6 separate regions of the Mus musculus genome follow, and regions 1, 2, 3, 5 and 6 are each linked to region 4. A link is a loop called in an ENCODE intact Hi-C map of the cell type or tissue named here. Cell type or tissue: left cerebral cortex. All regions are shown on one strand. Region 1 holds the start of Bet1 (Bet1 golgi vesicular membrane trafficking protein). Region 2 overlaps Ppp1r9a (protein phosphatase 1, regulatory subunit 9A). Region 3 overlaps Ppp1r9a (protein phosphatase 1, regulatory subunit 9A). Region 4 has its middle 7.3 kb from the start of Asb4. Region 5 holds the start of Pon3 (paraoxonase 3). Region 6 holds the start of Gm46949 (a long non-coding RNA gene).

Region 1 (5,000 bases), 1.3 Mb after region 4:
TCTCTCTACAAAGTGAAGATTAGTGAAGACACTAGATCATTGCAAGGCTATCATTACTGTCCATTGGCTCCTATTTATACTCTCTCAGAAGATCACATGTCCTCTCGTGAGTCTTGCCTCTGGAAAACACCACATGAGTCTACATCACATGACACAATCAGAAACTTCTACTTAACAAAGGCAGTAGGAATCTGTTTCATGAAAATATTACTGAAATCACAATGTTTTAAAGCAATACCAGATGATCATTTTGAAATGCAGATGTCAACTATTGATGACTCTTGGAAGAGTTATTAAATAATTTTAATATTACTGACGATTCCAAAGCAACTAAAGCCAAGAATGCATTGAGGTGAATATTGATACAGAAGAAATAGACCTTTTCAGCTGCCTGTGTGATTGACAAGGTAATGAAGCTGGATCTTTTGGGTTCTAGTTACAGAATACTTCCATAAACTCAGACAAACTGAGATGACATTGCTTGGGTACACAGGTGACACAGCCATGCTCTATTCTGGAAATCAAGAGTTAAAAGATCACCATGTATGTATAACTGGAAAGATAGATATCCACTACAGAAAACTAGCAGCAGAGAATGGAGGTAGAAGATAGCACAGAGGGAGGGGAGGGAATTGCATTTTAAATGCATGTGTGCATTTTGTTGTCAGTATTTCCTCAAGTCCACATTTGCATATCAGTTTTATAAATAAAACTAGTGGGCATATTTCAACAACCTCTGAAGAACCTTCTTGAAAATATTTTTTGTCTCTTAAGTATAGAAAACTAATCTCCACCATTGTTTAAAAAGCCACAAGGTATGCTGATGCTTATTACGTGTCTGTCACCGTGTTCGATCCATGGATAGGAAAAGAAACAAGCTGTAGGCTTTAAGTTTCTCTTGGCATTTTGAATCTATCAGGATGATCACTCAACACATTTAATAACAAACACTATTAAAATGACTACGAATTTGAGCAAATTGATGGTGAGTGGTAGGAAATATGGCCTTCTAAAGCAAATACCATGAAAATGAAATCTAACTCTATTAATCTAAAATGGTGTTTTACAAATGTCAACAAATTTTAAAATTTAAAATCAATTTAAGTTACTAATTAAATACAATTATTAAGGTGCCAGAGTGTCCATTTTGAAATTTAGCTTCATCATGTGCCTCTAATGATTGCTGGAATTAAAAAGAACCAGGATTTAGTGATGCGCCTGAAGCAATGGAAGAGAGAAGCATGTCGGCAGAGTAGACAGCAGCAGTGCTACCCTCCAACATCCCACACATCCCTTGGGTCTCCTAAGGTCATGCATATCTTGAAGGCCATGTTTTACTACCTGGACTTATTTTATCACAAGAATTTCATTCATATATGTATCATTAACTATAGAAGCCACTTATTCTATATACAAACCTGCTTTGTTGGTAGTTTGGAAGGAATGTGCCTCATAAAATTCTGTCCTTTCTTTCCTTTCCCTTGAGATATCATAGCTACAAACTACCCAACTTCCTCTCCTCTCAACATCACTGTTATTTGAAATGGTCCACTTTACTCAGCCTTGATGCATATATATGTACATCAACCCACTTTATCCCTCTCTACCTATCTCTGTCTCTCTGTGTATAAATCTATACCAACCTCCTTATCCCTATCTACCTATATCTTTCTGTCACATCAATCTCATTCATATATTCCCATTTCTTTCCTCTTCTTCTATGAATTATGACCTTGAATAATCAAAAAATGTTTCCTAAGACAAATGCAAGTTTATGGTTATGCAGCCAATGTAGTGACCCTGTGCCCTTGCTCAAACCCCCACACTTGTTTGGTGTGCCTCATTGTTCTGAAACTCTTAATAATTTTTGTCTTTGATCTTGTATCATGCAAATGAAGTCTAATGGCATAATATAACATGCTCATGTGCAAATGATATATTTGTAATAAGTGTTTTTATTGTTCTTCATTAATATGCTCTGGATTCTGATAGCCCTCTGACTCATCAAATTTTGCAAGATATTAAAAGCTACAAGGTGAAGATGGCATGTTTATGCTCGAGTATGAACACTTATAGTTCCCATAGTCACATGTTGTACTTGAATAAGAACTTGTGATAAAATCATCAAGGATCTTTGTTATATCCCCATACTCATCTCACATTCTGTATTAGTTGAATTGAAAATTATCACATAGCAATAGAAGCAAAGAAGGCGGAACTTAGACTCTTTCTTTCAGCCATCAAACCACAGTAAGCTGAGGGCAGAGTGTTAGTGCAATGTGTTTCTATTATGAAGTATAATGTGTGTAGTGAGGTGGTTCAGCAGCTAAGGGTACTTGCTGCATATGTAGCAGAGGATGGCTACATGCTCCATGGAAACAAGTATGAGGTATTTGTGTGTACGTTTTAAAAGCTCTAAGTAGGGTGGAGTGTTTAAAAGCTAAATATCACAGTTCTTTCCAGACTTAGATCAAATGCGTTAGGAAGCTGAGACTCCCCACTTCCCTACCCGGAAGTTCTACTGCAAGGATACATACATACATACATACATACACACACACACACACACACACACACACACACACACACACACATATATATATATATATATATATGTGTATATATATATATATTTTTTTTTAACTATTCCACTGGGCAGGATCAGGAAGGAAGAGGATTGATTTTCCTTTCCTGCTAAGAGGCTCAGACAGTAAGATGAGACTCTGTTTGAACAAAGTTTGCACTGACTTTCTCACCTCTGACTTTGGGTGAGCGGGAGTGCAAGGGAAAATCATGAAAGAGTCAACCATCATCCCGGCTAGGGAGGGGTAACTCTCCCAGGTTAAAGTTGGCACTAACATCAAAAAGTGCCATACTAAAAGTTCTGGATTAAGTAATGACCCAGAATAACAGGACTAGAGCCCCAGCAGCTGTCGCTGCCCTTCCGGAAGCCCCGCCCATTCCAGGCATTGTTCCTACCACGCCCCTCTTACCCAGTGCCCCAGAAGACGGAAAACTACATTTCCCAGAATGCAACTAGTAATCGCATTTCAGGACGCCTATATGTGTCCGAGTGACGACATAAACCGGCGCGGTGTTTAGACTTTACTGATGTCGTGGCGCTCTGAGGCAAAAAGTTGTTGCTCTTAGGAGCCCTGGGACTGAAGCCGAGGTCGGGTGACCCTGGCCCTTTCCTACTCACTCCTCCTTGCCCGCCTTTCCCTCTCCTGGCAGGATGAGGCGTGCAGGCCTGGGTAAGAACAGTGCTGAGGTTCGAAGTTTGGGGACCCTAGGACCTGCTGAGTCGGGAGCAGGGTTGTGGGAGGAGACTACCGGCCCTCTGTCAATGACTTTGGTGTTCAAAAGCGAGTTATTTGGGTTCTTTGGAGAAGGTTCTCTTCCTGTGTCCTAGTTCCGAACGGTTTCCTGAAGTTGTATTTAGACAAAAGTTTAAACCTATATGCTAGGTTGCACAGAGCGGTGAATTGGTTAGCATAAGTTTTTCTTTTTCTATGTGCTAGTTTGGGGAGTAACCCAATTTCCCAAGCCTTGCTGTTTCCTTTGCTTTACTCATTCTGGATCTTAACTTTTTTTTTTTTTTTTTAAGAAATGACATTTGGGGAGTAGTAAGCTTTAAGCCCACTAATAATGATGCGTTAGTTTGATAACCGTGAGTTACAAAGGTGAATTTACGTGTCCTTATTGTTAAAGTGCCTGTTATGAAAGGTCTGGGTCAAAGGCGAGTTACTTGGAACACTTCTGACCTAGACCTTGTCCCACTGCTAAGGCAGTAGATGTTGGTTTTGATGACTTAAATGGGTCAGGGGAAGGAATAGCTTAGTAATAACTGAAGTTCTTTCTCTATTAGCCATGTCTTAAAGAAGGAAGGGCAGAATGCTTGAAAAAAATGTGTGAAATATTAAAAAGGATGTTGCTGTTCTGGCAGACATTGGAATAGTAAAAAAAAAAATAGTTTTTAAAAATTTGAGGTGTTAAAGCCAGTGAATGGACAAACACTTAAAGTTAGGTATGAAAACTAAAGCCTCTTTTGCAACTCATAATTCACGGCTTGTTATGGGTTTTGATTATGTAAGAAGGAACACAATATTCATGACAGTGCAGAGACATGGTAGTAGTTTCAATAAGGTTGGTTATAGGAATAGAATGTGTGGACTTTAAAACCACTGAAAAATAAGGGCCTTGAATGGTGTCAGTAATATAGATTGACAGGGTTGTCAATAAGTAGTTGCATGTGAAGAAGTTGTAAATTTAGTTTTATGAATCCTTTCAGTCATTGAAAGAAATTAGTTCATCTCAAATAACCTAAAGAACTATTTTCAAACATGATTAGTCATATATGCCTACATTTTTCCAACACTAATAACAGCAGACATTTATTGTGACGCACCATGTGCTTCCCAAAGCTTTCAGGGTTACTGTGGAGCAGAAGATAAATTGCTGCGGAAGCAGATGACAAAGTACGATCCAAGGTGGTAACTTCATCCCAGTACAGGTTAAGTTCATCGGATAGTAAATGCAGTGGGGGCTTAATAATCCATGGCTCACGGTGGGCTTCCTGGAGCCGGAGAACCTGAAGGATGCTGGTGACTGTGAGGGTTGGGAGAAGTAAGTCCCAGATGAGAAGATGGCCAAACAAGATTCAGGGTAGTTATGAATGATGTATACAAGAGGTTGTGGTGATGAAGTCACTCTGAGTGAAGCTAGGACCCTGAGGCACCCGAACGATCTGACTATTCAAGGACTTTACATTCATCAGTAGGCCACTGGCCTATTGGAATTTTGTTTGTGCTGTACTGTTTTTAATACGTGCAGGTCAGGGATTTGACAGTAGGTTTCTATCTCTGACTTGTATTGTATGTTACAATTACTCAGAAAGATGTTAAATTAGATTTTCAATTAAATTAGAATCAGCAGGCAAGAGTCCCCTCCTAAGTCTTTTTGAAGTGCAGTGAAGAAGAGGGGTAATTATTTGTTTAAGT
Region 2 (5,000 bases), 220 kb after region 4:
ACGGTGCTGATCTTCCCAGCTGCTTCTTCACCTCATTTTCTGACACGGGGCTTCTTGCTGAACCTAGAGCTTGCCAATGGGTTACAAAGAAGCTGAGGATCTGCCTGCCTCCACTTCCCCAGTGCTGCGATCATAAGCTCACGTCTCCACGACCAGCTCCTTTGTGGTGTTAGGGATCTGAACTCCAATCAAGGAGTCTCACTCACAGAGCAAATGGTCTTACCCACAGAAAGATCTTCTCAGACATTCCTGTGCGTTTAAACCCCTTCACATTACTTATAATACCCACACTGTAAATGCTATACAAATAGCTATCCGGTCTTATTTAAAGGGTAGTGATAGAAAATGAAAGAATATTCTTGCTATACTATGTATAACACACACACACACACACACACACACACACACACCTATTTCCTTCTGAGGTCTCCTAGATCTGCAGATGTGGAACCTATGGAGAAGGCTGACTGAACAAGGCCGTGCAGAGGACCAGTGTATGGCCATCTTATCTGTACATCTCCAGCAAGACTTCTCCTACCCTCATTATAGTACTCAAAGATCCTGTTTTGTCCCTTGTCTTTATTTGGCAGGTTATTTTGAATTTATTTACAGTGCAAATAATAAAATTGGAACCCATTTGCCACCAGCGCCTGCACATTACCTGACTTATCGAATGATTCCTCTTTTGACGTTTTATTGCATTTGTTTGTGTGTTTGTGTGTCTCTCTGCGTGTATGTGCACATGCAAGTGACACACGCATGGAGCTCACAAGACAACTTGGGGGATGGGAGGACTGGGTTTCTCCCACTGCGTGGCTTCTGGGGGGCAGACACAGGTTGTCAGGCTTTGCACACTGGACCTCACAGCACCTATCCTGAGTCTTCAGTGTGGAGTAGCTGTACCTGTAACTCCATCAAACCACACGCTGTTACTTTATTACTTTATTGAGACAATATGTATTTGTAAACCTTGCTTTGAATCAGTCTAACTCACCTAAGACAGACAGACAGACAGATAGACACACACACACACACACACACACACACACACACACACACACACACACACCTTCTTCCTGTATCTTTCTATTGAAAAAAAAAAAAAACTAATATGAATGGCTTCCGACCCGGTTATCTCCAAATTTACAGGAGATTATGATTGTGTTTAATGCCAATCTTTTGTGTCTTTTGCTAGGTTTTTGCTATTAGGCTTGCTCAACTGTATATTTAATAGAATTGGAGAAATGTATGCTGTGGAGTGCTCAGCATATAAAAAGCTGGGCAGAATGTTCAATTCCAATTGTTCTTGCTTGTTAGCTCATCTGGTAAACTTGGGTCCTTTGCTCTAGCAAGGCTTTGCTTTATTGTTCTTGGAAAAAAAAGAATTGCTCCCTTTCTGATGATGAGTTTGGTAAGGGAAATAGAATATAATACTTTTAATACAGTGCCCATAGAAGATTTAGTTCTTATGAACAAGAGGCTTATTAAACTGAGGTACATCCATACCGACTTCTTTGTAAGTAACAAGTTAACATTGCAGCAATTTCCTGGAGCTAGCTGTGTTGGAAGTCACTTGAATCCTGCCATTGACCCTTTGATGCCCGGGCCCTGGCTCCCCCACACTGCCATACTGGGTGCTCTGCCTTGATGGCTTTCTTTTCCAAGTCACAGAACTTTTTTTCCTTGGTGCTAATCAACCAACTGAACAATCAAATCATGACTCCTCGAATAGAAACTCAGTGTATGAATTCCATTTATTGTGTTCCTTAGTGTGCTCTAAGGTCTCACATCCAGGCTGCAGCGCTTGTTTATATGCCCTGCCTCATGCACTGTGTGCTCATATGTGCACTGCTAGTGTTAAGGATCAAAACTCGACCAATCACAAATGAGGAAAACAGTGACCTTAAAATAATTTTAGAACAGAACGCAATTGAGGAAATTATATGAGATAATGTGTCTAAGGGAGAAATAACTCCAAGTTCAAAGTTGACGTAAGTAACTTAACAAAAATATTCACCTCATGCAATTTCTTTGACAGGTGCTTCGAATCCAGAACATTTTATCCGAAGACCCCAAAATAACTGTAGTTTATGCAGAGAATGGTACCGTCCTGCAAGGCACCACGGTCGCCTCTGTGTACAAAGGGAAACTGCTGATTGGCACTGTGTTCCACAAAGCTCTTTACTGTGATCTGTGACAAGCCAGCTGCACGCACGTCATCGAAAGTGAGGCCATTATTTCAATCCTTTGCCATACTGTAAGGTGCCTACCACAGTGATCTCTGCTAACTAATGAATGCTGACCTTAGTCTCAGACATAAGAAGGTATGAGAGTTTCCTGGCAATAGATCCTAACTAGCAAGGGTTTCTTGAGTATTACTCTTAGACTACTTAAAGACACCACTTATCAATTAAAAAAATTTTTTTCACCAAAATGGCTAAATTTCTCAAGTCCCACATAACTTGTGTTCTGATCTGAATATGAAGATCTGTGATGAAATGTTCCTACAGGCTTATATGCTGAATGTTTGGTCCTCAGCTGGGGACAGTACTGGGGATTCTAGGAGGTAGGACCTCACTGACAGAAGTTTGCCCCTGGGAGAAATGCATTCACAGGTTGCATCTGGTCCTTAGTTCTCTGCTCTGAGCTTCCACCAAACACCAGGGCTGAGTTACTGTCTTACTGAAAGCCCAGAAACAGTGGAGCCAGAAAGTAGACTCGGACCTCCAAAAAGAGCCAAAGGAGTTTTTCTCCTTTTAGTTTTCCCAGGAAATCTGTGACAGCATTGGGGAAATTCCTTCTATGTAACTCCAAATACACTTTCCCATAACACATGCAATCTCTGAAACCATTTGAGTCTCGAGAGAGAGTGTGTGCGGTCAGCTTTGGGGACCATTAGGTCACAGAGGTACTTCTGGTGTTGAAAAAGTATTATCATGAAGACCACTCTCAATACCTCATAAAGTCAGTGGATGGACCAGTGCGGCCAGACTCTGGTTTCCCCTTTCTCCCTGCGACTTCCTCTGAAACAGACAGAGCTTCCGCTCGCTCCTGGAGGCACGGAGCTTTTGTGCATTGTTTCGCCACTGGGTCTTTTCAATTTTCCCGTAGTTACAGGGTGTGGGAGACTCTTTCGATCTTTGGGAAGGTTATCACGCCCGAACCTGATTTCTGTTATCTTCACACATTACATGGCCTGTTTATATTGGTCCAAAGAAAGAAGGAACTTGCTTCTTTTGTAACAGCTAAGTTCATGAATATTCTATAACTGTCAAAGTGCTGAGTGCCCCAGCCCCCAGCCCGCATTGCTCAGCTGATGCCAGAGATGGGTTTTGTCTTGTTTGGGTTTATTTACACTACTCTGGCTTTCCGTGAAGACCAAGAAAGAGGGGAGAGGAAGATAAACTGAGTTTTTAAAACAAAACAAAACAAAACAAAACAAAACAAAACAAAACAAAACAAACAAACAAAAAAAAAAAACCCAGAAAGATCAACAGCCCTCATGACTAAAAAGAAAATCTCTTCTTATACTGGTTATGAAATGAGAAAATTTTAAGTACCATTATTTGTCTGTTGTGAAGACAGAAATCCAGTGCTAGATTATTTCCTGGGTCATTAAGGCAGCCAGTTTAGGGATGAAGTATTTAAGACCCTTTCCATGGCATTTATCTGGTGGTGGTGGGGTTTTTTTTTGGGGGGGGGAGGGGAGGGTGGAAGGCATGGGGAATGTTTTGATGAGAAACTGAAACTTGTCGATCATTTAGGACCATAGAGGGAAAACATAAAACAAACCAGTTTTTTAGCCATGAATCATAACGCATGCCTATAATTCTAGACTTAGAAGGCTGAGGCAGTGGGACCAGGAATCGCAAGTCATGTTAATCTATGACTTCATAGTCAGAGCTCAAGAAAACCAAAATGATAATAAGTAAAAACTATTTGCATAAAAGAACTCCTTTCCTCACAATGCAATTTAAGTGATTTTAGTCTGCTTAGCACATGACACCAGGTAGCTGTGAGTGTTCATTTCCTCAGTGACCCTTGTTCCTCACATCCTGGAGGCTGGACTCTCGGAATCACTGGTTATGACTATCTGTGAGCGTGGCACATAGGAAAGCAAACTCCACATATTTCTTTAATAAGAAAAAAAAATCTCTTGTCTACCTAGCCTTCATTACACCTTCAGTAAAATGACCATATCCTCTTCCTTTCTACTGACAAATCAAGCTAAGCTAATTCTTTCAAAATTAAATATATAAATGAATCCATGGCATGCATTTAAGATTGTCCAAAGAAGAGCAAAATTTGGTAAGAGAATTTTTAACAGTTTCCAAAATGGAGGGAAACAAGCTCACATTCCTTACTTCATGAGGCTGAGACAGTTGAGTGTCTGTCTTCATCTGTTTTAGTCTTGCCTTCTCAGTCTTGGAGATCTGAGAATGAAAATGGTTTAAAATAACCCAGTGCTCTAGGCTGGACCTGATTCCTTCTTGGCTTGCTTCTTGTTGTGTGAGACTAAGGGCTTAATGGATTTGTCATCCATCTTCCTCTGGCTGATTGGTATTGGGAACTTGACGGTGAGGCTGTGTCAGAGGGACAGGGGAAGTGGGGACCTGGGGGCTCAGCTCTTTAGCTTCATGCCCAGTTCCATAATTGTGCTTTCAAGTGTAATTCTAGCTGCCAATTTACACTTTGCCAGAGTTAGAACTTATTTTTAGTTTCATTTCCATGAAAAATGTGCACTTTGCTCTTGATGGAGAGAGATGTTTTGACAGTCAGTGCAGGTTTACCCAGTCAGGGCTTGTTTTAGTTGAAGGTAGAAATGGAAGAGAAAAAAAAAGAAAGAGAGAGAAAAGAAACATGGACTCCGAGAGACCTCTGTATTTCCTTTATTGCATTCATTATCTAACAACAATAATACTCATTGGCAAGAGATTTATTTACACTAACAAGTTAAGTTTAATCACAGGTATTTTTTAGATGGTCGGAAAACAATGGTC
Region 3 (5,000 bases), 270 kb after region 4:
TGTCTGTAGCACCATCTCTCCACACTATTAGCTTTTTAAGATAAAACCCTATTGTTATATACAATCAGTCAGTCATCAAAACAGCTCAAGATGAGAAGAGCAACTGTTCTTTCCATATCCATAGAGGATAAAACGGAAGGCTTGAAAAGAGAAATGATTTGCTCAAGGTTACCCATCTGATAAAAGACCAAACACAAATCTGACATGAACTCCCATGAACTCTCTTTGCTAGCATGCCGTTTGAAATACTGCAAGCAGGAAATGGTGTCTAGCGCATCACTGATTAGGTCCACTAAATGTTGACACACGTTGTTTGAAAGCACGTTAAATAAAGAGTAGGACAGGAAGTTGATGATTAATTAAGAAGGGAGCGGGGGTGGGAAAGGAGCAGAAGCAAAGGCACTAATGGTGAGGAAGGGACTTAGCTTATGGGTTGTTCTCCTCAACACGTGGGCACGAGGTTCAGGCTTCTAAGAGTTACCACCTGTGTCTCGGGTGGTGACTCAGGTGCCCTTAGAGTCAGAGGGCACCTGTGCTCTCACCACTCTGCATCCTTGCAACACCTCGTGGGCACCCTAACCATTTGAGAGAGTCAGCTCCTGTTACTGTGCTTTTAACCCTTTGGGGGATGTTTCTAGGTTGTTGATTTCAACTGACATGAACACATTCTGTCACTCAGTATATCACAGGGAGTGTTAAATACATCTACAGCTTTTCAAACCTTACTTTATACTATGTATAAAAGACAGGGAAAAAATAAAGGCATTAATAGTTGTCCTGTTAATTTAAATCCCTCCAACGGATCAAAAAGACAGCTCTGTGTAGTTTCTGTCTCTGGAAGTTCTTAGAAACACAGAGTGCAGTTTTTTTTTCTGGGCCTCTTGGTTATAGAGTCCAGGAAAGAGGAAGCCGGTCCAGCGCTGCTCTTAATACAGAACTCATGACACTGAGTTTCAGATGAGGGTTTAAATTGCCCTGACAACCACGTTCTCTTCACCTTGCTACTCTGTCTACCCTTTCTACGTACAAAGCTATCAAGGTTCAAATGACATCCCCATTCTATAGAGCATTGAACAAATGGAGATACACATTCACACAAATGTACACATTTCTATGTCACAAGAATAGTTTTGTGAAAAGTATTTTACTAAATACATGTGGACAAGAGGTTACAAAGTAAAGATTAGTCCCAAACACTGAAGTGAAGAAATCTATATAACATTGATAATAATCACATGTTTTCAAGTGTTATCATATACCAACCTAAAAGGAAAATATAAAATAGTAATTTGTAGACTTTTCTAAATTAATTCTTCATAAATAAATGCCTAAGCCTGTCTATGGGAGCATTTATAAACACAGGGGCTCTTTTCCCTATTTGTAACCAACAGTTTATAAGATCTGCTTTTTAAAGTCAAAAAACAGTTTTCAGATAAAAAGGGCTTGGTTTTTTACAGCATCTTTAATGAATGCTTTATAGCAGTTGTTTAGGTACCAGCCCTGCTAGCTTTAAACTTAAAATTCACGGTGCGCCGCGGACACCATGAATGATGCTGAAATAAGCTTTGACTAGAGAGCTCCAGAGCGTATTAGTCAGGAATGCCACTTAACCAAAGTAGCCAGCTAACTCATCTCCACTTAACCAGCTAACTCATCTCCATTTAACCAGCTAACTCATCTCCATTTAACCAGCTAACTCATCTCCATTTAAAACACATGGAAAACCCAAAGCATGTATTCACTGTGAATCAGAAAACAGATCACTCGACGTAGGCAATAATTATTTTGTAATTTTAAAAAGACTATGGAAACAATACAGCATCGTTTGAAAGCAACTGAAGATATTTTTAAGTCTCTGAAAACATACATTTGATAGAAATGAACAACAATAGCTAGAACTGTATCTTGTACAAGAATTTTACAGTTTCCTTTGATGTCTCACTATTTCATAGAGATTAAAAATATTTTCTTTTATTAATATTTTTCTCTTCAACAAATTTAAATAATGTGAAGTGAGTATATCTCAAGATTTCCAGTAGCAGCTGAATCTAAATTAATTACACAATGCATAGAATGAGCTTATAACTTTACTTCTTAGACATGGGAAGTTTTTCCTAAAAAGAAATTAATGTTCCACATTAAAACAATACATTGCTTCCAGTAAATTAGCTGAAATTATTATAAGGTAAATGACAGAAAGGAGATTTGCTATACCAGCTTATATTTTAGAAATTAATACACAGATGCTTGAGCCATTAAAAATATTATTTTTAATGAAATTTCAGAGAGACTAAACAGTTTAAATCTACTTAAAACACCAAGTGCCCTGTGGCCTTCTCTGGTTATGTGCGGTTATGCTCAGTCTCAAGACAGGTCCATCGATGTACTTAATGTTGGAAATGACCATCTCATGGAAATATGCTCTCAAGTGCACGGGAGCAAATCCATTACTCCCAGAGTATCTGAAGTTTAAAGAGTACAATTCAAACACCACGGAGCGGTGCTTACCTTGGTCTTCAATTTTTGAATCTCTGCTTCTGTAACTGCATGTTTGATTTGCAACTGAAAATTGAAAAGAAAAACATCTCAACTAAGAGTGTTTCTATATTTTTAAAGACTCAGCAGCGAGAAGAATATCTTATGACACAATTAAAAAAATGCTCAGGACCCTGCTGCATTGCAGCAGGTTGTAATTACAAATGTCTAGCATGTAAAATGACTCAGTGGGTGCAAACTAATTAAACATAGGGTTTATGACTCACGGTCCCTAATATCCGATTAAGTTACCAGTTTAATTGCTAAGGGGCCAAAGAAAAGAAAACTCATTTCTTGGCCTCTGCTGCTCTGCCTTTACGATCTGAGCGTCCAGGAGCTGTTTCCTTCCTGAGGCTCGCCCACAGAATGGCTTGAGCCAGCCAGTCAACAGGCCTCGCACAGTGTGAAGAGTCATTCCCACATCGTGCAGAAAGGTGGCGCTGTGGCTCTGTGAGTCGCTCTCACATTCCGCAGAGCAGCTCTGCAGCAGAGGAAGGAGTGGGACGCAGTGGCACAGAAATCTCCGGTTTGTTTTCCGTTTGTGTTCCTTTTTAACCGCAGGAAAGGTACAGATTCAAAATTCTGCCTTCCAAAAGATCTACCTGTATAAAGACTCCAAGCCCCAAAGCATTTTCTTTACAACACAATAGTGGTCTTTGCCATTTGTTTGCTTTACTCCCCCGCCCCCACTCCCTCCCCGACCACGACTGTTTTCCTTCTAGGGGTCATTCATTTCTTTAAGGGCTAAACACCCTTGAATTTAGGGAAAACAGTTTACAGGTTCACAATTTGTTCTCTGGATGTTTTTGATGGGAAGGATGTTTTTGAAATTCCCAATTCTCCCGGTTTTATAGGTCCAAACAGCCCAGTGGAGGGTCTGGGGAGGGAGACACTTTGCAGCCAAGCCCATGAACATTTTCTGCTCTGCAGCTGAGCACAGCCACTAAGTGATGCAGGTGGCACTGTTTCTTTTGGTTATGCTGAATCCTAAATTGGTTTGCCACAAAGTTACTGAAGACCACATCCCACCATCTCACCCCCCCCCCTTTTTTTTTTGTCCAAAGTACTTCGGAGTTAGGACTGTACCGAATCTGGGTTTCTTGGTTTTATGCCACAATCTTAGTGGTCCGTCTCACTCAGATGCCATTAGCAGATACCCAAAGTGTGAGTGTGCCAGGCAAGGAAACTACACCAAGCTTTCTCAGTGAAAAATACTGGCAGAGGTCTTTTGTGCTCACCAGAAATCCTGATCCCTTAGTGAGTACAGCGATGTGGGGAAACTGAGGCTCAGAGCAAATGATCAACCTAACTGTACAAAAAAAACCAACACTAGAACTGGATTAGATCTTGGATATCTAGGTTCTGATCTTGTGCCATTTCTCTAAAAAATTAAAGATGAACTTTATAAGCATCTACTGAGGGGCTCTAGGCAAGATGCTGTAAAGATAACACCCCCCCACACACCTCTCTCAAATAAACAGCCATGATAACCTGCCACTCAAGAATAAAGCCACAAAAGAATATTCTTTAATATACAACATGGAAATGTATATACAACCACAAGGAATTATTTTCCAGAGGTATTATATTCTTAGAGAATAAAGCAAATTCATATGCCTGGATGATTTTTTTCCCATCCATTACTAACAAAAATATCTACTCTGTTGTTTAAACTAATCTGAGTGTGGGCTCTGTTTATAGCTTTCAGTAAGAACGCGCGCGCGCACACACACACACACACACACACACACACACACACGCACACGCACACGCACACGACTAACTGTAACTGAATCAAAATGTCTACGTGTGACTACCAGAAAGGGGCAGGCAGAAGCCTCGTCAGCATCACCTGCAGCACTCCACTTAGCCTGTGCAGGCGTGGAAAATATTTTGGAAGTGAAAAATATTATCTTTGCAGGGGAGTTTTAAGAGTGCTCTAGAACCAGACATTTTCTATCAGATAAGAGCAACATTATCGGCTCTCGTGGCACCAGGGCAGCCTGCCTGGAATTCACACACAACTCTGAGAAACGGTTTCTGCACTGTGTAGACTTTTTTCTATCGTTTATGCACTGGACTGAGGCCTGTTTTGTCTGCAGGGAGCTAATGGAGCTGGAGGTGTTTTTGAAGATATATGATGTTATTAAAATGTAGCAGTGGCAAATCTTTGCCATCTTTTTCTAAGCTTAATAGATGGTGCTTTGGTTTTGGTTGTTTTTTTTTTTTTTTCCAACAAAAGTGGGTTTTATTTCAGGGAACTACATATGCAAAACAAGCTGCAATTAGCTGGTGGAGTCGTAACTCAACCTGGTCAGAAGGTCCCCACCAGGGTGGTGAACTGAGCGCAGGGCAAACCTCTAACAAGGCTGCTTGGATTCTCAGAATGTGGTTATTAATGAGCAACGTGTTGGTTACATCTCTCAGACTGTGATTACAGCTCCTTTAAAAATAAGCATCTGCTT
Region 4 (5,000 bases):
TTGAAGCAACCATGTAACCTTGTAATCTTTTCTCAGGTAATTTCCCCTAGGTCAGAGCACAATGGAAAGGCTTATCTTGGCGCTTTGATGCTTGGGACCTCAGATGAAAGACCGGAAGGCCAGGGGCGAGCTGATGCCGCTTTGAACTGACTTGATTAGTTAACTAACAAGTTGATCCTGATGCCTTGGTTTCTGTCCACAGTCTCTCCAGGAGCCTGTCTGAATACCCTCCCCGCATGGTGGTTGGCATCTCCTAGAACGAAGGAAAAGGGGAGGGGAGGGAACATCGAGACTGGTTTTCTCTGTAAGGACAGAGCTTTGTGGGCTAAAGCAACAAGTCCTGGGCCCCTAAGCTCTGCCAAGAGGATGCAAAGAAGCCATATCAGCCCCTGGGTTCCATCTCTCTAAAGACATCTCTTTGCAGTAAAGTTTAAGAGTGGGACTGATGGGTAATTTTTATTTCCTTCTGTTTCTTGAACCCAACCAGCTCAGTTCTCTCAAGGCTGCCTGGAACAACATTCCGAAAGTTACTATGTACCAGGGTTAGTAATACTAATTTCTCCAACATGGGAAGTGCTGATGGGGTTTCTTTTTTTTTTTTTTTCATAAAAAAGCAAAAAAAGTACAGAGGTTTTTTTGTTTTGTTTTTGTTTTTCCTGGCTATGAAGTATAAATACAAAACAAACAAAATTAAAAATTCAAACCACTTTGAGATTTCAATTAGCTATTCTGTGAGATCACTGGCCAAGGAAGTTATTCCTTATTTGGAGGTAGGGTAGTGGAGTTACAACTAAACCTTGTATCAAATCCTTATTAGTTTCACCACCAGCGTGTAAGAGCAATTGTCAGACTTTATGAAACAAATGAAAAAAATTAATACACAGAATGTGCTTGTACACGGAAAAGCACTACAAAGAGTTGTGGATGATTCTGGTCTCGATGCTCACAGAACAACATGACTCTCCTGGAGAAGACAGGCAATCTTAACTGACTGTGTCTCTGGCTCCCGTGCTACTGATATTCAAAACACAAAATTCAAAATGTTCCTCTTTCCTCTACTTTACTCCTCACCGGGTATCATATCTTGAGCATTGGCAGAGGGTGGGTGATACTATTTTACAAAGGCAAGTAGTCTTGCCTGAGTTTCTGAAAACCAAGAAAGCAACGTTTTTTTTAGACTGCACTTATCCACAAAGCGGGTCAGTTTTCTCCTTCCACCAGTTGGGGGCGCTTGAGGAACTTCTAAGCCACTTTCAGCTCTCGAGTTCGATGCATCTCTAAGGTCTAAATTACAAACTGGAAGCCTATGTGTTTCTCATAAAAGTCTATTAAACGGTTCCCACAAATGACTGAAATGGTTGTTTGTAAACGGCGGGATCTAAAATCACACTCGCGCGCCTTTCCTCTTAGAAGTCTCTGTTTGTGGACTCAAGGTCCTCTATTTGGAACATTGAAGTGATTACTTAGCTGGGGCCGCCTGCTTCCCGGAACTGGTACCCAGACCATCTGCCTTTCATATCGGGGTATTCAAACTGCATTTGTAACTAAATTCCCTTGAGCGTTTCCGGAGGCTCTTGGTTCCTGGCACAATGCTATATTTTCCCTTTCAAAACCCATCCTTAATGGGTGATGGACGTCAGAATAGCTAGATTGACACAAGCAATAACCGAGCCCTGGTCCACCTGAATTTTTCCTCCACCTAAATTTTGACAGACTATACATTTAATGTCATCTTTGACTGCGAAAGGCCGGGTTCTTCAGACAAAGCACGTCTGAGCCCGCAGTGGGGGCATCAGCTGTGTGCAGGGTCTCCTAGCAACTGCCCTTGCAGCCTTGTTTAAACACTAGCGCCGGCTTGTATTTCCACCCTCACACCAGCACACACTTCACAAAATCAACTCATGGGAATAATTCGCCATAATTCTGTCTCAATCAGAACACTGACCCCGCAATTGTACTCCAGGCAGCGTTTGCATTCTTTCTTTACCTCTGACAAATTTTTGAAGGCAAAGTATAGCTAGGGAAGAAAATTGCCCTTCATGTGGGAAAGAAATATGGCAGGCTTCTAAGCCTTCTTTCCTAAGATCCCAGGATGCCCTTTAGCCCTCAGAGTTCACAGAAACCAAGAAGCAGTTTACCAGTTGCAAAGATTCATCGATTTGATTTTACCTTTTGGGGTAGCACTTTGCGCATTTCCCTGGATATAATGTAAAATCGACATTCTTGCAGAGAATTTGTTTGGAGTGTATCATGCAAATGAAGCTGCAGGACCCGGGAAGAGTGGAGAGAAGGGTTGCATATTTTCTGTCTGCTTACAGATATTCTTGCTATAGAACGGCTGAATTGGAGCTGAGAAACAGTATCTTGTCAAACCTTGTCTTTTTAAGAAAGTACAGAGCCCACCTCCGTTGTTTGTTCCACTATGTTAATTACTGAGGAGAGTCAAATTTCAGTCCTTTACAAGTTTCCCCGCACCACGTTTTAGGATTCTTGTTTTGTTCTCTCTGCCTTGGCTGATTTACATGGATCGTAACAAGGAGGCAGCTAACAGGAATAAGCAAGGCTAACGCGTTCTACTGACTTTAAAGGAGTCGGGTTTGTGAGGACTTTCCGAGTGTGTAAAATGATCAGCGACTGATTATTTTTGCATGTGTTGGTTATTGATGCAGTAAGCAGATAATTGAGTCAAAAGCTGCACCAGAGTGCATCCCCTGGCAAGCATTTTAAGGATTCATGTTTTCGAAAGGAACCCACAGACACAGCCTCAAGCAGCAAAAGCTCTCTCTCACAGAGCCACACAGACCGTCCTCTGGAGGGAATCAGAGAGTGAGCGGTCTTGGCACACCCGGCCGCATGAGGGCAGTATTCCTTGAAAAATGAACCTGAAAGACCAGCTGCAAAATCTCTCAAAAATGGGAGAAATGAGCCAATGCAGATAAAAACGAGGTCTAGATGAAATCAAACGCAGATTTTAAAAATGTGTTTTAATCCATATAAACCATTATCCTTGCTGATTAAATTTTGCTTCGAGGATGAATTTCTCTGCTGAAATTTTACCATAGGTTTGCCTATGATTCTATAGAATCATTTCAAGATGTATGTCTAATAAATATAAAAGTAATTAAGGCTTGTCAGGGAGGAGTAGCCGCCCACCCACGATCCTTTGCTCCTACGTCACTGGTATTAAGAAGCGTTCTGTAAACGAACTAGACGTGTTTTCTTCTATATGTTTATTTCCCATACTCACTGTCATATACGTCTGTTTTGGGCTGTGGGAAAGCAAGACAAGCTTGCATCTCATGTTCAGAATTCTCCTCCTAGGTTGATGATATTCCCCATAATGCCAGAGCAAGCTTTCCTGAGTCCCTTCTAAAAAGGCACGAAGACACAGATGGAGGTTAAAACAGCAGCTACTGTCAGTCAAGGCCCCAGGCAAGACTGAGAAATCAAAGATATGCCCTCCTTTCCCTGTCTGATAATGTTGCTAGGTGGCCTTTGATAGCTCCAGGGCATAAAAGGGCGGGGAGCTTGTACTCCTGATCCGTCTGGCGTTTCTCCTGGGTGAATTTCTTTCTTCAGCATGACTATGAGGTTTTCAGGAGTGTTAGAAGGATGGTACATCAGTCACCAGCAAAGGCGACTTAGGAACAAACACCAACATGCTACAATAAATTGCCTTGGCTGAAAGCTATCTGATACATTTCTGGCTTGGCTGGAAGCCCTGCCTCCACATACCATAACTCAATGGCTATGGACTTGAGTTATTGCTGTATGCTACTGGGATCCACCAGGCTGAAGCCAAGAGACAGTGAATTGTAATCCAGATCTCAGTTCCTTCAGGTAAATGAAAGAAACCACACAGCACTACGATACAAAATGCAAATCTGGTCTATAGGAATCAAAACCAGAAAAGTTGGAAGGATGGGGCATTATAAAAGGGAGAAATTATATCAACTGGTTTGGGGGTTCGAGAAACACTTCACTGAAGAAATAGTATTTGATAAATAGAGGCCAAGAGACTAGAGGAAGGATGTTTTTGTTTCTAGAGACGAACAGCCTCTTCGAGACTCTTTCTAGCCTTCATGGGGATGCCATGATAGTTCAAGACAAGGAGAGAACACTAAGGGGGAAACATCATTATTAGATTAATTGCCAAGGGAAGGGTGAGATGAAAGCTGGCATGTGTATGCACTTGGGAGCTCACAGGGGTCAAGAAACTGTATCACTTTGAACATGTGAGCTGTAGTCTGGGCATATCAGTTTTGGGTGTGTCTGACTTTTAATACATATCACCCATAAAAATCTCCCTTGCATAAAAGGGTACACTAGAGCTGGAAAAGGTCTTGAAGGTAATTTATGGCTTCATTTTCAGCTCAGGAAAAGCTGAATGAAGATTAGGAACTGCATTCAGCACCATTCACTTTCTCCTTTGCATCCCCCTCCCAGGCATCAAGTGTCTGCCTCCCTCTGTTTCCCACACCATTCACAGGCAGACTACAGGGCTGTTTGCTTACACCAGGCCTCAAGTCTCTCCCCATTGTTCCCCATCTGTTGGCTCTGTCTCGCCAACAATGATTGCAAAAGCCTCAAAAACAGAAGCGGCTTCTTCACCCCTTTCCTGAATTCCCTATGGATACATTAAGAAGTTGATTATTCTATTTATTTTTTTTTAAGAGGGTGGGGGAAGCTCCAGATTACAAAGGCGTTCACAATAGCATCTGTATTCTATAGGCTCTTTCAGGTTGCCAGAGCAAGGAAGCCCAATCGTGCTTCCCTCATTAATGGGGGCTTATTGTGAGCACAAACAGGACAGCCAGCTCTGCAGCTGCACAGCCAGCCAGGCCGCACCAGGAACTCATCAGTGCCTGTTATTGTCCCGGATAAACCTGTAGCTCCCGCAGCCAGGCAGCTGCTCTCCTGACTTAACCGCTTGCCCTCTCTCCGTGCCTCCCACCCTTCACCTTTAAAACGGAGATCATAATAATATGTACCTCATTGAG
Region 5 (5,000 bases), 130 kb after region 4:
AAGAGGCTTGCTTGCAGCAATCAAAATCGGGCCATAGATTAATCAGCATCCTGGCCTTCTGATGCACCTGCTGCATGCAAACAGGACAATCTCCCCAAGTGTGACTTGGCATGATAGAGAAGTAGTCAGTGACGGATAAGACTCCCTGGGCATGTCACCAACCTAAGACAGGGATCAAACCAATGCTGTTTGTCTCCCAAGGACGGGTAAGGGGCATTGCTGCAGGGGGCAATCTAAGACAGACATTCTCTCTGCCAAACAAGAAAAAAGGGGGAAATGTGAGGAGTGGGTGTGGCAGCAGTCCCAAGAAGGCGCCAGGGACTGCAGCTAAGTCTTATGTCTTGCACCTGACTTCCTCATACATCTGAAAATAAGCCACAACCATCATGAGAGCTGCGCAGGTGCACCAGGATACTGGCGAATCCATTTTGGTGGAGACATGCCCCTGCTGCCCTGATTAGCTGAAGCTGCGTGCCTGGTGAGGTGACGTGGCCTGCTGTGAGTGGATGAGGGCTGAGAGTATATAAGAGTGAGAGGCCTGGGTCAGAGAAGGAAAAAAGATGAGAGAGAAAGTTGAAGTGAGAGAGATGAAGACGGAAGTTTGCTGAATAAACTGTTGTTAGAAGGACTGGTGGTCGTGTTGTTCTTGCTGGTCAAGAGCGGACGCTACACCTTAGTCCTATAAAATCTACCTATTTCAAAAAAAAGCTCTCTTTTTAAACTGAATTCTGCTGCTGCTACCTCCTATTAGTAACTAAAAAGAGATGATCCTTGAAGGTGCGATGTTCCCTAAACTCAAGTGTCTGGCCATCTTCAGTCTCTCCAACAGTATTGTTTATCTGAAAGGAAAGTTTGCTCTTCATTGGAAAGACCTGAAATTCACAGAAGAGTAAGACTCTCCCATAAAAACGATATATTGTTGTTGATGTTATTATCATTATTATTATTAATATTATTACATTCTGCTCATCTTCCAGATTGCCAGACAGATGGACTTGTCTACCACCATGAAGGCACCAGGAAGTTCTGAGCCAAAGTTCAGAGCTCTGGTTCCTCGAGAAGGATGAGCCAAAGGGCTCGTCTTTCAGGATTTTCTTCTTCAGGGTGTATATGGAGCAATTTCTCCTCTTACATGCAGCCTGCCAGAACTCTGAAGCTTTAGTCTATGAACTCTGGCTTCCCAGGCAGCTCTCTCACATCACTCCACTGGAGAAGCTGAGGTTAATTGAGTTCTGTGACTTTAAGAAACAAATTTTCCACACCGTGAGGATTCCAGCTTGTGAGTTCAAACCTGAATGGTCCAGAGTTTAGCTGACCTTAGCCTAGGCAGAAATATGTTCTTGGACCGCTTGCCTGGAGAGCCAGCCTTAGAATCTGCACATTAAAGTGGCCTTGAACCATCGCTAATAAAGGTGGACTTGAATCAGAAGAACAAAAATCCCCTTGAAACTCAAGTAGACAAGTGGCTTTGAGCCCTCCATGTGGAGGTGGCTTTGAGCCTTGGCGCAGGAGAGAGCAAAACTCCCAAGACTGCTAGAAAGGATCAGCACAACTGCCAGGAGGTGCAGGCAGGCGGGGCACAAGGGACTGATCAGTGGGCGGGACCCTGAGTCCGCGCCCCAGAGCGGCACCAGTCTTCCTGCTTTTTGCCTAAGGCACCCAGACACCATGGGGAAGCTTGTGGCGCTGACCTTGCTGGGAGCCTGTCTGGCCTTAATAGGGGAAAGGCTGCTGAATTTTAGGTGAGTGGGCATCTCCATGGAGATGGCTTCAGCTCTTTCCTTTCTAGTCCACATCAGGGAACTCCTGCTTCCAACTTCCTAGCGTTTCCTTCCGGAAAGGAGCAGTTTTGGAACCTCAGTTCTTAGTGACCTTCTCCTTGAGACTCGTTCACTAGCAAAGGGGACAGCTGCGTGCCTTTCTAGGCTGCCAGGGTAGGAAAGCCCACGTTTGATTTCTGAAGGTTGGGTACCTTTTCCAGGTCTTCTGCTACATTGCCTTTGTGAAAGACCAAGTCATTTGGAAGTGTTGGACTTGGGGGAGGGGATCAGACTAGCAGCTGGGTGTTTATAGCTGACTCAGACACTGAAAGTGCGGGCCGTTCCAGAACCCATGCCACATTGGAAGATGAGCCAGGAAACAGGGAAGAGAGCTGAACCCCGCGGACAGGAACTGACTTGAAGGGTAGTTGACTTTTTGAAGTAGAAGATCCGGCAGGGAAACCCTCCCGGAATTACTGTCTCAAGCAAACTCAGTTTGATCTGAAAGATTTTTTTTTTTAAAGGTGGGTTCTTCTCCTCCCTCCCCTTATTGCTACTTGGGGCTAAGGCCTCTGCTTGTCATCTAGTTGTTTTTATTCTTTCTCTGAGGAGTGACTAGTCTCAGAGGTTCGCTGCTGCAATCTGTTCAGACACTGATGTCTGTTGGCAACGCTTTCTAGTCCAGCTTGAGAGGGCTCGTTGTCCCGCCTGCTCCCCAAACAACAAATGGCAGAATCTTCAAATAGTAAATTTAAGAGTGGTACAGCTAGGAAGACTAACACTTGCCTCCCCACCCTCACCCCCAAGTGTTAAAACCATACCTCTAAAGGATAATTTTTATAAATGATCAAAAGATAAATCTACCTTCAGTCTTCTTGAATACAGTTCAATTAATATTTTAATTTCTACCTAGTATTTAGAAGTCTATTTCAGTGCAAGGTAAGAGCGCTGTGCTGAAAAGCACTTTGGCTAACTAATGCCTTTAGTAGTGTCAGGTCCATAAGGTACCTTTGCTAAGATAAGTCAGCATAAGCTTAGTTGAAATGAGGAAGTTAGAGCTAAAGTTATCAGTTCAGCTCCTTGGAGACCTCAGAGAAATTTGGAATTTTTTTCTCCCTACTGGAGGAAGGAGGTCCAAAGAAAACAAGAAAATATGAAATGGGTAAGTACAGATTCATATTAGGTAATAGTTAAGAATATGATGTAATGCTGTTTGTTTGTTTTTTGTAATGCTGTTTTGTTCCTTTAAATGAAGAATAGTGTTCGGTTCTGCCTAGCATTAAGTGGGGTCTTATATTTCGTATAGAATTCTACTTTATTCTTTCAGCAATAACTGTGAAGTTAGCTTCTGTAGGCACAGTGGTTACGTGAGACATATTATGTAACTATAAACCAGAGGCGTTGTTACGGCCTCCATGAAAGGCAGTGCCATAATTGTCACATCAGGAAAGTGACTGAAAGACCTCCCTGCCTGTTCCAGGTGTCTACTTGGGATGAGTGCTTTGACCTCCATGTTGCTTTCTTCCTGTTGATTTTTATCTTCTACAGAGAACGAGTTAGTACAACTCGAGAAATAAAGGCCACAGAACCACAAAACTGCCACCTGATTGAGGGCCTCGGTAAGTACAGGGCAGGACCAAGAAGAGGGAGCAGAATTTCTTGGTCATCATTTCCCTGAGTCTACTAAATTATTTTATTCTCTATTACTTCTTGGTGTGGCTTCCGCACAAACAGGATTCTTTTTCAGAATACCCCGATGTATAGTCTCAACAGAGCATCCACAGACCAGCGTCTAGATGGCTTTTCTCAGTATGTCTCCTTAAGGGCATTTCTCCATCATGTGATGAATTTCAGTTACTATTTCTTCTTTGCCAACTCCCTCTCCCTCTTTCCCCTCTCCCTCTCTCCCCTCTCCTCCCCCACCCTCCCCTTTCCCCCTCTCCCCTCTTCCCTGTCCACACTCTCCTCTCCCCCTTCCCCTCTCCCTGTTTCCTCTCCCCCTCCCCCTCTCCCTGTATCTTCTCCCCCTCCCTCTTTCCCCCTCTCCTCTCTCTACCCACCCCTCTCTACCCTCCCTTCTTCCTCTCCCTCCTCCTCTCTTTATCTCTCCCCTCTTCCTCTCTCCCCCTCCTCTTTCTCTCTCCCCTCTTTATCTCTCCCCTCTTTCCCCCCTCTCCCCCATCTTCCCCTCTTCCCTTCTTCCCCTCTTCCCCTCTTCTCCTCTTCCCCTCTTCCCCTCTCTCCTCTCCACCCTCCCCTCTCCCCTCTTCTTGGCAATGTTGGATTCAAGTATCCTCTCCATCATTTTCTGGTAGGCACTTCTTCAGACTTTCAACCTACCTAGCTGTCTCTCAAAACTACTAATCTCAACTCTGCAGTCAGACCTCCAGCCTCACCAACTGGAGGTCCCCTCTCCCGGTCCACGAGGCCAGTTTTGATTATTTAGATTCAGGCTTAACTGGAGTGGACCTCACACCCCTGACACTCCTTCTCTGGTTCCTCCGCCCTCAGCTTGGCCCACCATCCTCTGGAGGCGCAGCTCCCTCTTTGCCCCTCCCTCCTGCTCCCACAGGAGACTGGTGGGCAGCAGTCTCCTCTGTGCCCACAGACCTCACCTACTCGGCCCTGCAACCCTGTTTACTTGGGTTGCAAGCCTCCAGTTTTACTACTAGAAGATAAAATGGCAATCCAGCCAGAGTCTGCACACTGTCCATCCGAGGACTAGGAATGCGCTTCTCCGTCTTTCTCATCTTCGCTATGACATTTTCTCCCCTCTGTTGAGCACTGCAGTCAGCCTCAGATTCCTCTCGTGTCCAAAATAGTCCCTTCATTTTGGTTTTCTATTCTTTTACCTCCTACCATGTTTGTTTGTTTGTTTGTTTGTTTGTTTTTTTCCGTTTGTATACTTTGATTTCTGAGGCAGTCTCTCAAGTATCTCAGGCTGGCTTTGAACCTATTACCTACCCCAAAATGAACTTGAGCTTCTCTTCTAAGTGCTGAGGACAAAGGGGTGCTCTATAGCGTCCTTGAGTGGTGGGGGTGGGTAGGACCTCTGGCTTAGGTTCTACCAACCGAGCTACATCCGCAGCCCTGTTCCAGGAACGTAGAAATGGTTTGTGAGTCGGGCGTGGTAGCGCACACCTTTAATCCCAGAGGCAGAGGCAGGCAGATTTCTGAGTTCGAGCCCAGCCTGGTCTACAGAGTCAGGACAGCCAAAGCTACACAGAGAAACCCTGTCTC
Region 6 (5,000 bases), 230 kb after region 4:
TAGTAACTAGCACAGACGAAGCATTCTTTACCTTCAGTTTATTTCCATCCAGCTGCAGGAGCTGCTCCCCACTGATGCTCTGGGCACTGAATTCAGGCACGTACTGGTCCAGACTGAGGCTCATTAACCAGTGGGACACCTGCTGCACACTCCATTCATGAACGGCCCGATTCTGACTCTGAGTGTGTTTGGGAGACTGTCCATCGTCAAGGATCTGAGACAGAAATGTATGCAGCATTGGTAAATGACTTAAAAAGTATGGCTCATATTATGCTAGTAAAGTAATTTCTCAAGTTACAAGAGCTGCATTTACTTGTAAATCATACATAAGAGTTCTACTTATGTTAGAAGAAACATGTCTATTACCTATCTGATTCTGGTAGATGGAAATCTAAAGATATCCCATTAAAAAAGTACCATTAAAGGTGTAGGAAGTTAAAAAATCAAAAAAGTACACACTGACATGGATGATTTTATAATAAGTAAGCCTGAAGATATAGTTACATGTGGAAAATAATTATTTCATAGTTCTGTACATGTGATACATCATTTAAATTTATTCTGTTAGAAGACAGTAAAGTTATATTTAAAACACTTTAAAAATATCAAGGTCTCCTTTATTCTACAGGAAAAGTCTCAAAGCCCCCAAGCCTTCACAGGGAAACTTCACAGCTATTGTTTTATCGGAGCAGAAAGCACACCTCTGTGGAAGGTAGGGCGCCAACACCTACAGTTTCTTTAAGACATGAGGGAACTGAGGATTGAAAAGCTCACACAATCTCTCTTAGACAACACAATATAAGCAATAAGAGCTTAACAAGATGCTCATTGCAAATTCCAGACTCTGCCCACTGTAGACCATTCTCTTTATTGGCATAAAGGGGCATGACAGCCCTCAGAGCCACCGAGCTGAGAGAAGATGAAGCAGTGGCAGATCTCAGAGGAAAGACAGTTTATTTGGTGAGTCACATGAAGAACAAGCAGAGTGTGAGCAGAGGAAAGGCAGCAGATACTGAAAAAGAATAGACCATGTCTGGTAATGGCTATAGGAGGTAAGTAAGGGACTCTGGAGGTGGGGCTTAGGGACTCTGGAGGTGGGGCTTAGGGACTCTAGATCCAGGAATATCTTTTAATTCAAATGTAAACAATTGCAGGGTATTTCCCCTCCACTCCAGAGGAAGGGGTTCTTTAGTATTGGATTCATAGTCATTTTGTAAGGAGAGAAAAGCAGTTTTGAAGAGACAAGGCACCACACACAACCCACAGATAGCTCACCTCGTCATCTATCATATCCAGGCTCTGGGTGAGTAGCAACAAAAGAACCGAGAAGAAGAATGTTACAGAAATGGGACACACAGTACCAACATTACACGCTTTATAACATCAAAATCAAGCCCAGCTAGGAAAACATGACCAGAAACATTTAAAGGAAAAAAAAGGCTTATTGCATATAACTCATGCTAAAAAGAAGTAAGAACAATTATTTCATTTGTAAGAACAAATTCTAATTACATTATTTCCTGCCCCTGACTCCCACCTATTTATAGAACTAAGCCAATCCCAACACAGTTTTCTGCTTATCTCCTGCATACATACTTCCTGGCAATTCTTAGCAATGCTAATCTTCACTCTAGCATCTGAATAAATGGTTCTTACTCTATTTCCTTTCCGGAACCATTCCTATTGATAGTAATGATCCAACAGGGGGCATATGGTAGTCAAAAGACCCTCAGAGTCGGGGTGGGGGGGTAGGGGTTACTCTGGGAAAGGACAGAATGAACAGATCAGTCACAGCCCAGGCTTGCTCTCCAGTGCCCAGACTCTAACATTTATGTTTACATGTAGAATGGGATTCCCAAGAAGCTTCAATGGGCTCAGAAACTATACTTTTCTTTAATGTGGAGGGCAAAGGGAATGGAATCATGGGGATTTTGTGTTAAACACAAAACTTCACTGTTGATGCCTTCTTTGTTAAATCTACCCTCAAACATCTTCCCACAGTGGGATATGGAGGAAATGAGCCACATAAAAACGAAGTTCTGTTACGGTGCCACTACAGTACCTCATCCGAGGACAGTGCCAAGGACTGGGAGAGCCCTGGCGTTTTGGGTTCTGCTCCTAAGCCACTCAGGTCTGCTGAGCTGGTACTGCTTGGACTGAAGTCATCATTGAAGGTGAAATTCTGTCAAAATGAATACAACCGTGTTAAATGAACACAGAGTGAACTAGAAGCAGGTGCTCCCAAGTCCTCAAATGCTTCATGCTAATCAACTGTCTTTAGAAGCTCGAGTGTGCTTGGGGACAACCTTCAGTTGGGCAGTGGGGCAGAAGCCTGCGTGAAAATTCTGAGCACCTTCTCAATCTGATACAAGGATATGTGGGATCCAGAAATGATTCTTGAGTTTCTCTCCAAGGGTACAGAATTCATTACCCTCTGCCAGTGCTCAGAGTAGTGATATTAATAAGCCCATCTGCTTTGACCCTAACTGTGACAAGAAACAGTGTAAGTAGGAATACAAGATGGTGTGGAGAGGCTGAGTTATCAGGAACAGATGGTAATTCATATCAAGAAGGTAGCTGGAGTGCCCCTGGGAAAGATGGCGTGTGGCTGGCTGTGATAAATACTGTGAGAAGTGACAGGTCCCCCCCTGGATGTAGCTTTAAAAATGATGATTCTGGAGGAGGGCATGGACTGACAACACAGCACTAGTTAGATGTTGGTGTATAAAACTCTCTCATGGCACCAGCCCACAGCCAAAGAGACTACAGTATGAAACAGAACCACAAGGCTGCACAGCTTCTTGGGGTGAGTCAGATGGGATGTGGGAAAAAATGAATTTTCCTGGAATTACTTTAACATGCTCAGCAGATGTTAAAACAACTTGACAATGGCCACAGAGCTTTACTTGTGAAAATGTTTTATAATGAACCTCTCTTTAATGTGAGATAATGTTAGGATCACTCAAGCAAACCATAAGTCTCAGAATAGCACTAAAGGGTCCAAAGAGTCACTTGTGACCAAAATTTCTTTTGCTACTTGTAGAGTGGTTGGATTCCCAGAAACTAAGCCACTGCCCAACACCACCTTGTTTCATACTGCACTTCTCCAGGAACCAGACCGTTAGTTCCATTAGGTTATATTGTGTTGGGCTTAGTTGATTGTTGATGAGAATAAACACCATCCCAGAGACTGGGGAATTTAGTACCAAACCAACTTCAAGATTTGATAAATCTTCCAAAAAGGAGCAAAGCTGGTAAACATTCAGCAGCAAGTCACGCGCACAGCACTTCACCCTTTGGTGTTATCACTGGAGATGCAATCCTCCAGACTCCAGGTCAAAACTCTTCGAGCTGCTGACCTCAGGGAAGAATTCAGTTTAAGTAAGATTAACCTCACGGTTCTGTTTGGGGGGAAAAGAGTGAACACAGGAAAAGAGGAGACCAAATTCTGCAAAGGTTAGTCACCATGTGTGTCAGTACAGGGTTAAACCAGGCTTGCGTTGTCATGCTGGAAATAACCATTGCACACTTTGAAAAGCATCACATCCACGCATATACATCTAATGTAATTCTGCTAATGGTAAAAAGAATTAGAAGAGGTGATCTGCACGGACATTTGATACACGTAAGTAAGGTGCCATATGTCAGTGGCCTTTGTTTTTCTGTTTGCTTCACTTGAATATATGTCAGTGGCAAATTTATCTGTTTTCCAGTAAATCTTGAAAAGCACAGTGAAACTGTTTCATAATGCAATTTAAAGGAGAATACTTAGTAAATATCTTCCAACCCTGTTTCACTATCCAAATGCCTCTTTCCCAGCATGGCTTAACTGTCAAACAGATTAAATAGCAGTAAATGAAATGACAGGCAAATCGAAGAGAAAAGCACACACTAGAATAGAACAGTATTAAAGAGGGTGCTGGTTAGGTGGGGCTTTTTCCCCCGTAAAGGAAACATCATGCATGCCTAGGACAATGTTAGCACATTGGTTCATCAGATCCAGGGTGCACGCGCAAGTTGAGAAGGCTTTCCAAAAACTGAAGAGACAGGATTGGGGGACTTTCTTGTCGGCTTTTATAGTCCGCTGTTGTCTACCTTGGACCCTGTTTTATCTGAGACTTGAGTCTCAGGAGAAGGCTGAAGGGGGCTTGGAGCTGAAGGCAGGTTCCTGAAGGAATAGGATCCTTTCCGGCTTTCATTAAACCATGAGAAAGGCATGCAAGGAGAGCGGGTGGAGGCCTGAGCTGCAGAGCTTGGTTTGCTTTTCCAGTTCTCCAACTTGCTTCTGAAGATTCTGTGGTGTGAAAGGAATGAACATGTTAGACAAATAAATGGCAAAAGACACTGAACCCAGCTCTAGCAAGACCCTCGAGATAGGGACAACTCTCTGAGAAACTGTTCTACCACAGTGGTAAAAAGGTATTGCTTTGGGCAACAGTGTTAACCTTAATATTTATCATCTTTCTGCATTTAAATGGAATCTATGATAATACATGGATTTGAACTTATATTTCAATTGCAAAACTTTATTAAATATGTCTTTATAAGCATACATGCATGAATTAAAATAGGGGTAGCACACCCTTTTGGAGATGCCTCCTAGGAAAGCCACCACAGTAGCTCACAGCCAGCACTCTTTACACCGATCCCTGCATTTATGCTCCCAGAATCTAGAGCAGAAAGATTCCACTGATTTGGAAATTGCAGAGCATGTGTAATGTTAAGCAGAAGATGCAGCTTGCTTGTTTCTCATCGTAGTCTTAGTGTCTAGTCACAGGAGGGTCAGGGGCTGAAATCATCATGGGAAGCTGAGGTCCGATCACCTCCTAAGGGTCTCAAGCCTTCTCTGCCCCTTTGTCTTAATCTGTACAAATAAATGTGTTGATGTATCTCCTATATATGACTGTAATGAATTGAATAGGTTAACATTTCTTAGAGAGCCACAAAAGCTATTGAAGTATAGAAATATTTAAAGATTCAAAAGCAGCTGAGAGATACCA

What was found. Hi-C counts contacts between places; a loop is a spot of excess contacts. Peaks named below come from ENCODE experiments on the same cell type or tissue, not always from the same donor. Only the 100,000 strongest peaks of a DNase experiment are listed, where the experiment ranks them.
Region 1: it touches region 4 in a loop (2.9-fold over the local background); 4 of 42 quality-filtered maps call a loop at or near these places.
Region 2: it touches region 4 in a loop (2.6-fold over the local background); 6 of 42 quality-filtered maps call a loop at or near these places.
Region 3: it touches region 4 in a loop (5-fold over the local background); 25 of 42 quality-filtered maps call a loop at or near these places.
Region 5: a loop joins it to region 4, with 2.5 times the contacts of the local background. A loop is called at or near these places in 9 of 42 quality-filtered maps.
Region 6: a loop joins it to region 4, with 2.9 times the contacts of the local background. A loop is called at or near these places in 6 of 42 quality-filtered maps.

The regions. Positions count from the first base shown.
Region 1 is chr6:4,085,031-4,090,030 of GRCm38, reverse strand. Bet1 (Bet1 golgi vesicular membrane trafficking protein) reads left to right here and starts at 3,101. Exons shown (of 4, transcript NM_009748.3): 1 at 3,101-3,254. The coding sequence starts at 3,236. In left cerebral cortex, no CTCF peak of the experiment used is centred here; a DNase peak (open chromatin) is centred at 3,056; H3K4me3 peaks cover 1,274 bases; H3K27ac peaks cover 459 bases.
Region 2 is chr6:5,165,535-5,170,534 of GRCm38, reverse strand. It overlaps Ppp1r9a (protein phosphatase 1, regulatory subunit 9A), which reads right to left. Exons shown (of 16, transcript NM_001363809.1): 16 at 4,874-5,000. It overlaps Pon1 (paraoxonase 1), which reads left to right. Exons shown (of 9, transcript NM_011134.3): 9 at 2,039-2,445. The coding sequence ends at 2,197. Among named protein-coding and RNA genes, the nearest start is that of Gm46949, 14 kb to the right of the region's middle. In left cerebral cortex, no CTCF peak of the experiment used is centred here; a DNase peak (open chromatin) is centred at 3,105.
Region 3 is chr6:5,108,562-5,113,561 of GRCm38, reverse strand. Ppp1r9a (protein phosphatase 1, regulatory subunit 9A) reads right to left here. Exons shown (of 16, transcript NM_001363809.1): 8 at 2,509-2,562. Among named protein-coding and RNA genes, the nearest start is that of Gm46949, 43 kb to the left of the region's middle. In left cerebral cortex, a CTCF peak has its summit at 2,957; DNase peaks (open chromatin) are centred at 2,965, 3,501 and 3,701; H3K4me3 peaks cover 580 bases; H3K27ac peaks cover 531 bases.
Region 4 is chr6:5,380,575-5,385,574 of GRCm38, reverse strand. It overlaps a transcript of Asb4 not described here. Among named protein-coding and RNA genes, the nearest start is that of Asb4, 7.3 kb to the left of the region's middle. In left cerebral cortex, CTCF peaks have their summits at 1,225 (motif pointing right) and 2,858 (motif pointing right); DNase peaks (open chromatin) are centred at 1,227, 1,743, 2,322 and 2,834; H3K4me3 peaks cover 824 bases.
Region 5 is chr6:5,252,895-5,257,894 of GRCm38, reverse strand. Pon3 (paraoxonase 3) reads left to right here and starts at 1,662. Exons shown (of 9, transcript NM_173006.2): 1 at 1,662-1,742; 2 at 3,309-3,379. The coding sequence starts at 1,669. In left cerebral cortex, no CTCF peak of the experiment used is centred here; DNase peaks (open chromatin) are centred at 1,623 and 2,097; H3K4me3 peaks cover 650 bases.
Region 6 is chr6:5,153,303-5,158,302 of GRCm38, reverse strand. It overlaps Ppp1r9a (protein phosphatase 1, regulatory subunit 9A), which reads right to left. Exons shown (of 16, transcript NM_001363809.1): 13 at 2,063-2,182; 14 at 1,276-1,299; 15 at 32-214. It overlaps Gm46949 (a long non-coding RNA gene), which reads left to right and starts at 4,291. Exons shown (of 2, transcript XR_001785191.2): 1 at 4,291-5,000. In left cerebral cortex, no CTCF peak of the experiment used is centred here; a DNase peak (open chromatin) is centred at 2,763.